2 separate regions of the Homo sapiens genome follow, and region 2 is linked to region 1. The links are chromatin loops, found by intact Hi-C in ENCODE. Cell type or tissue: K562. All regions are shown on one strand. Region 1 overlaps RABGAP1L (RAB GTPase activating protein 1 like). Region 2 overlaps RABGAP1L (RAB GTPase activating protein 1 like).

Evidence for each region. A loop is a pair of places that touch in the nucleus more often than their neighbours do. Peaks named below come from ENCODE experiments on the same cell type or tissue, not always from the same donor. Only the 100,000 strongest peaks of a DNase experiment are listed, where the experiment ranks them.
Region 2: a loop joins it to region 1, with 2.5 times the contacts of the local background. A loop is called at or near these places in 4 of 110 quality-filtered maps.

The regions. Positions count from the first base shown.
Region 1 is chr1:174,261,140-174,265,139 of GRCh38, reverse strand. All of the region lies in intron 7 of RABGAP1L (RAB GTPase activating protein 1 like), which reads right to left. Among named protein-coding and RNA genes, the nearest start is that of RABGAP1L, 100 kb to the right of the region's middle. In K562, a CTCF peak has its summit at 2,272 (motif pointing left); a DNase peak (open chromatin) is centred at 2,269.
Region 2 is chr1:174,465,276-174,469,275 of GRCh38, reverse strand. All of the region lies in intron 13 of RABGAP1L (RAB GTPase activating protein 1 like), which reads right to left. Among named protein-coding and RNA genes, the nearest start is that of GPR52, 19 kb to the right of the region's middle. In K562, a CTCF peak has its summit at 2,442 (motif pointing right); no DNase peak of the experiment used is centred here.

The sequences.
Region 1 (4,000 bases):
AACATCTAAAAGCATAAAGAAAAGGAATATCTTCCCCTGTACAGCTACAGCTGATTAACAAAAGTCCATTTTTCTCCTTCATAAAGGCTCATTTTGCAGGCTACTGATTCCTGATTATCACTCATAAAACACATGTAGATAGGGTTGAACAAAACATGGGCAAAAAATGATGAATTCAATTTTATGAGAAAATTTATAGCAAAAGTACCTACATTAACTTTTGATAAAATAAGAAAACTAGTGATTAGACTTGGAGTTCCTATTTCTTTTTCTCTCGATTGTCATTTCTTTTGTTTTTTTTTCTAATTTTTTTCTTTTATCTACAGTCTATATTTTTTCCCATTTCTATTCGTATTTTTTCTTTAATCCCTTTCCTCTAGGGTTTTTCTTTCTTTACATAGTTGGAAGTAGAACTAATATGATTTAATGAAGAATTAGATGTAGAGTGAGAGAAAATGGAGTTGAAAATGCCAAGTTTTTCATCTACAATAATTGGAAAGATCAAGTTACAAATTAAAAAGACTGTGAGAAATTACAGGAGGAACAAGTTTGGGACAGTGTCAAACTTGATTTTTTAGTTTGATTTTTGAACATATTAACTTTGAGATGCCAGATGAAGATCTGAAGTTGTTGAATATATAAGTTTGGAGACCTCAGGTCAGAGAAAAACATTTGGAATCATCCAGTCATAGATATATTTAAAGTCATGAGACTGGATGGGCTAATCTAACAAGCAAGTGTGGTAGAAGAAAGACTGCTTAAACAATGTCTTTGAGATGTCAAAATGGAATAAAATAGAGTATACAAGTAGAAAATTAGCCTTAAAAGCAGGGACATTTCATATTATAAAAGAATTAAGTTTCTTGTAGTACAGTGGAATAATGAAATAATTCACCTAAATATATAAAACTTCAAAATTTAAAAAATACCAGGGAAATAAAAAGAATGAGTAAATTTATTAAAATATGCTGAAAATTTTAAAAATCAAATATTTAAAGCACAAATACAAAATTTCACCTATAAGACATATTTAACTTTTAATTAATTGCTTAAAGTCCTACTAAAAAAAAAATAACATTTTTAAGTCTTCCTCCCTCTTCCCTTCAAATGATCCAAAGATCTTGAAAAGGGAATAAAACAACTATGCTACTATTACAAATACGGATAAAATATTAGTAACTAAACAATATTTACTAAAGAAATAAAATAATCATATCCTATTTATAGGTACTTAATACTGACCCCTGTAAACATCCCCCGGCCCCCCAAAAAAGAAAGAAAGTCATACAGAAGAGTCAAATGAAAAGGCTTTAGGAAGAATAGCAAGATGGTCTTGATTCAAATACTTGTGTTGCCAATTATAAGCTAGATCTCATAGCAAGGCAAAATAAAATGCTTTAGCTCCCTACTCCCCGTTAAAAAAAAAAAAGTAAATAAAAGATAATCTACTTTGCAGGGTTTCTTGCTTTAGTAAGAAAAAGGCTGTGCGTGGAATGGAAATAAACATACGGTAGAAATAATAGTTGTTTTTTCCTTGCCATTACTGTGACAGTAAAAAGATTATCTAAAATAACCACTTTTTTGTTTTGTTTTTCCTGGAAAAATATCAGAAACTTTATGGACTGCTTAATATCATTAGATATTAATTCAATTAGATACTGTAAGTCAGCATTTGATTAGGACAGAAAACACAGTAATTTAAACAGGGAAAATTTACTATAAAGAATTATTAACTGTCATAGTAGAGTAACTACAAAGAGAATTTAACCCTAAAGCTAAGGGAGAGTACCACAAGAAGAACTAACGTGGAAGTTGGGTCCTTTCACCAAAGGTGGTATTCAGACCTCACTGGAGAAGGCAGGATTACAGCCCAATGAATAGCAAAGAAGTTTGTTGGACTGCCCAGGCAAAGCTAGACCACAGGCACGCAGGAAACCCTCTGGGCTGCAGCCAGCAAAGGCTGGCAGGCAGGTGGGCAAAGGAAATCAGGGCTTCCAGAGTCAGCTCACTGGCAGGGTGGTACGAGGCCTGGGGCACACAGTGTCTGTGTCAGGAAGGCTGTAGGAGGGCCTCACTGAGACAGAACCAAAGCTATGAGCTCACGGAGGGACTGCATGTGAGTGCACAGCTGGGTTGAACCAAACATCAGCAAAAGCACAGCATCACTGGATGTCCCTGGATCTTACAATAAGCAAGAGCAAGAAAACAATAAATGTAACACATCAGAAACAAAAGAAACCCCATCTTCCTGCAGTGTCCCTGCAACACCCTCTACTGGCATAATTTAATATTGTGCTTGCTGCAAAGAAGAAATGTTTAAAGCTCCATTAATGCAGATCAGCTAAGAGGACAGATTTGGAGCCAAGGGGCAATAACCTGGTAACTGGATAGGATATGGTTAAAATACCCAATCTCTTCTAATTAGCAGCCAGGCTACATATCCAAATTTCTTAAACCAATAAATTAAATGTTTATATTATAGAAGTATACTGTGATTTATAAAAGGATTCAAAAAGAGCTGCAATAGAGGTCTGCAAATTGTACCAATGCCAGTTTCCTAGCTGTGATACTGTACTATGGTTATGTAAGATGTTACCATAGGGGGAAATGGGGAAGCACACATAGAGCATCTCTATACTATTATTGCAATTTCCTGTGCATCTACAATTACTTCAAACTGGAATTTTTTTTAATGAGCTCCAAAACATCTAGAATCAATCAACTTATGAGAACACATTACAGACAACAATATATGTTTTCATTGCTCATATTTTAAAAGTATTTCTTAAAATACAATGCTAAAAACGTAATAGTACTACATCCACATTTAATACTTAAACCATGATGCCGCCTCTCCCCACTGGGTGCCAACAGAAGCCAGCAATGAAAAGATGCTGAAAATTCTGTCCTGATTACAAGTTTCAGTTCAAAGGCTGAGAGTCAGATAGAAGCTTCCAGTTATCCACTCCCCAAATTATTCACCTGAAAATGCCAATAGCTTTCTATCAATTGTCACATGAAATCATTAACAGAGAATAATGAAAGTACTTTTGTATAAGTAAGTAATACCTGTTTTCCTATGGAAAAAGAGAGTTATCCTTCTACTGCCTTAAAAGAAAACACAAAAAGGACAAGTGAGTAAGCTCACAGGGTAGCTTTTAAAATGTTATGCAGAATATGGGTCATCCCACTAATCTATTCCCATTTTCAGGAAAGGGAGGAATGATATCCTCTAAGAGAAATTATTATAACATCTAAAATTCTTTATTTTGCTGTAAAAGTTCATAAACGTACTAATTCACATAAGAGAATAAAACATCCAAATCAGACTGACATCTAGGCAACTTCAAGATAGTAACTTGAGTTTTTACCTAAATAAAACTGTAACAACTTGCTAAGGCAAAAGTAAAAATAAGTACTAAGTAAATCCAGCAAAAGACCCTCAGAATGGTCTAACATCAAGTTAGAGCAGTCAAAAAATAATAAACAATTCAAATTCTACTGTCCATCAAATTTAGTGATGTCAACTCACACTAAAAAACTGTTTCATGAGAAGAAGAGAGTCCCTGGGTGATTTTTTCAGTACTCCTTGTCTAGGATATCTTTTCCTCAAGAAAATAACACAAGGAAAGGTACTATCAATCACCCATGCTACACAGTATGGTTCTTATCACTTCAGTTTCTCATTATATAGTTTGTGCTGCAAGCCGGCAAGCACAAATTGAAAACTGAAGCAAAATTGCTACCAAAAGAGGCACATCACTGAACTCTCCAAATGATCAAACTACATGATCTGATATGATCACTGTCATTTAGAAGTGATGTTTTTCTAATGTATATATAATGATTGTATCCCCCCAAATCAATGTGAGATAGAAGTGGCTCATGGAAATCCTTATTTTCCAACAGTGTTGGCCCATGTTACTCACTGCAAATTGAGTTGTGTGCTTATAACAACTCTAATCATTATATTCTGCTTGCTGTATCACTACTTCATTCT
Region 2 (4,000 bases), 200 kb before region 1:
TGATAACCAAAATAATTTCCCTTGTCAGCAATATATTCATATACAATTATATATAAGCACAAAGATTTAAACTTATTACCTGGGACTACAAATCAAAGCAACACTTACCTAACCCTTAGCAATTGATAAGACAAAATACAGTAACAGCTGCACTTTTCTATTAATAGATAAAAAGACATGAACATAAATACACATAAGCATATACTTAACACAAATATAAACGTTCTGTTCTTAACTTTTGTATAAAACATTTTGCTAATGGCATCTAGAAATTCAGAGCAGGAAAAACATAAACCCCCAGAAATATTCAAGCAAAACTCTGAAATGATTAGCAGTGTAATCTACTCAAAAGCAAAAATATTCCCCTCATTTTTAGTATAACACTTATCTGCAAAGCCAACACAGTCTGCCCCCAAATATTTACTGAACATCTACCACGTATGGCATCCTGCACTAGGTGGTAGAAACACAGTGGGGAAAGTGACAAAGTCCCTGCCCCATGGAACTTACTGTTCTAAGCAGAAGAAACTGGAATGATTTTACAGAGAGAGAGAGAGAGAAAGAGGTAGATATAGATGTAGTGTCTATGATTTCTTCTCTGGGTTTAAACTTTTTTATCTTTAGGGATATAATGCTCAATATTAGTTTAAGAAATTAACTACTATTTGAAATTCACTGTTTCATACTACACAAAAATATCTGCCCACGCTGTCATATGGAAAGTGTTTAATTTTACTTATCAATAACATTTAAATTTGAAGTGCATAATAACTATAATTTATACTACAACACCAGCACAATCACAAAACCAAGGTAGAATGTGAATCCATTATTGAACAATGATCAGGATGAATTATTATAATAAAGCAGAATTACTTAATATGAAATCAGCCTATGTGTATACACGTCTTGCAAGCAAAACTCTCTTCTAGTATTTCAGTATAAGCCATAACAATCCCTCTATTATAAATTAGAGTACTAGGGCATCACTTACATGTGGAAGAATTCTGAAATCTCTATTTGTTTATCCTAATGGTTACACACAAATGTTTGTGTAACCATTAGACTATACAATATAAAAGAAACTGTTAAAATACAGTGGTATAAAGAAGTAAATAAGGTAAATAAATAAGTAAACAAAAGCAATAATTTATCTTAAGTCTCAAAATATTACAGATACAGCAATAATAAAATTAATTCTTTATAATATAATCCCATATATAATTGCTATGTGACCAGAAAACAAAACTTATAATCAAGAAGGTTTCTTTCAACCCTAAGATTTCACGATTTTATAATATTTCTAAAATGCTAACGTTTTCCTATTGAGGGAAATTTGCCAAGTTTACTCATGGATCCTCATCAATTCTCTGACTCTAGAAATATCTTCTATAGCAAAAAAGCCTTTATTAGCTTCTCTTTATATAGTTTCAGTTTAATATACATGTCAGTATAACGTTAACTGCCAAATAGTAGGGGAGGTAGCATATATTAGGTAGAAAGGATATGGTTTTGGTGTCAGACAAAGCTGGATTCAAATTCTATAGATTCCGCCACTTAGTAGAAGTGTGATAACCAAGATACTTAAATACTGATGCTCAATTTTCTCACCTATGAAAAGGAGTTGCTAAAAGGATTAAACATATTATATAACATGAATATATATTTACAGTACTTGTCATACAGTAGCTCTGTTATTTAGTATTTATTAGTGGTTACTTTTACATTTATTTAGTAGAAACGTTATTTCTCTTCCCTGGTATAGATAATTTTACTCTTTGTCTAACAAAGACCTGAGAATCATGGCTAAGTGAAATACCCAGGCAATTCTCAACTTTATTTTCAGCCTCTCATACCCATGTCTTTTTTTTTTTTAACTAGGCTCAAACAAAGAAATATCAAAGTAGCTACTAGAAGATCTGGTAGTATTATTAATCTTTGAGAAACTGTAGACCCCTGAAAAGATGATAAATGACTACAGAGAAGACAAATTTTAAGCTTTCAATAAGAACATATGGATTTCAGAGATGGTAACATTGATGCTTCATCTAGTAAAATTCTAGACAGATGGCATATAAGATGTAAAAAATAAAGATGTTTTTACTGTGTCCATCCCTAAGAATAAATGGCAGAAAACTAGCTGTGTATATATTTGTGTGTGTGCACATGCATTTAAAGGGTTTTTAGATCTGGAAAGCCCAAAATAGACTATATTTAATTTCTGTGGGCCAGGAACAACAATGACTACAGCTGCTACTGCTAACATTTATTGGACTTTTCTATATGCCAGACATTGTGAGGGATGATTTATATATCATTATTTCACATATCCCTATAAAGCCAATACAATTATTAGGAAACCAACGGTCAGAGGGGTTAGGTAACATGCCCAGTATTACACAGGTAACAAGTGATGAATAAAAAATTTCAGTTTGACTCTAGAGGGCAGGCTAAACCATTATGCTTCACTCTCTCTTTTTTCGGGGGCGGGGATAAAGTCTCGCTCTCTCGCCCAGACTAGAGTGCAGTGGCGTGATCTTGGCTCATTGTAGCCTCCGCCTTCCAGATTAAAGCAATTCTCCTACCTCAGCCTCCTGAGTAGCTGGGATTACAAGGGTGTGCCACCACGCCTGGCTAGTTTTTGTATTTTTAGTAGAGACAGGGTTTCACCATGTTGCCCAGGCTGGTCTCAAACTCCTGACCTCAAGTGATCCACCCGCCTCAGCCTCCCAAAGTGCTGGGATTACAGGCGTGAGCCACCATGCCCAGCCTATGCTTCACTGTCTTTAGCAAACATTTTATAAAATATTTGAAACAAAAGGGGAAAAAATGGGAACTAGATATTAACAGGTTCAGGTACAGTTTGAGGTAGACCTATGGCCTTACTCAAAATGTGCTAATTAAATAAAGAAAAATCAATTTAGAAGAAAGCTTTTTACTAAGTTTTGCCTAGGTACTCTTCTGTATACATCATTTTTGCTAACTTTAAAGACAACAAGGAACATAAGCTTTCTAAATCTATTAAAAACATTAGAAAAAGATCACATTAAAGTAGAAGGAAGTGCTGAGTAAGTAAGGAATAACTGCAAAGCCCTGCAACTATGTTCAATAAACTGATTTTCCAAGTTCCAAACAGGTGAGATCTAGACCTAAATAAGTTCACTACAAAGCTAAGGTGACCTGTTGTTGGAACAGCTGATTACATGTGGAGCTGCACTAAGGGAAGCACATTGTCCAAATATGGCAACTACTCATCCCACTGTAAGAAGAGCACACTGAGCAAGAGAATACTGCGGCTAACGATAACTGCAAAAGGTCTAAATTTTTGTGTCTCCTTCTTTAATAGTTCCCTCACTGATGTAGTTCAGACAGCTTCATCTCCCACATAACTAAGAAGCTCCATACTTCCCTATGTACACAGAGGACATTAGCAGATCAGAAGTCTTTCACCATAAGATCATATGTTAAAAGTGCCAAGTCCATGCATGTTGTTGTGGTGGAAGGCAACCAAAATGATGAGATATTTGTAAACCAAAGTTCATGGAGAAGCTGCCTCCCATCTCTATCACTTCTCCATCCTGATGTCCTGTTCTATTCTTTTCATGGCATTAATCATAATCTGAAATTATCTTATTTTTTTTTACTTGCTGGCATCTTAATATAGAATACTTTTTATCTCTATTTGGATGTAAGCTCTATGAGAAAAGAGTTTATCATTCCTGTTCACCAGATTCCAAATACCTAAACAATGACTTGCACACAAAAGACGCTCAATAGGCCGGGCATGGTGGCTCATGCCTGTAATCCCAGCACTTTGGGAGGCCGAAGTGGGTGGATCGCCTGAGGTCAGCAGTTCGAAACCAGCCTGGCCAATGTGGTGAAACCCAGAGCCTACTAAAAGTACAAAAATTAGCCGGGCATGGTGGCACACACCAGTAGTCCCAGCTACTCTGGAGGCTGAGGCAGGAGAATTGCTCAAACCCGGGAGGCGGAGGTCACA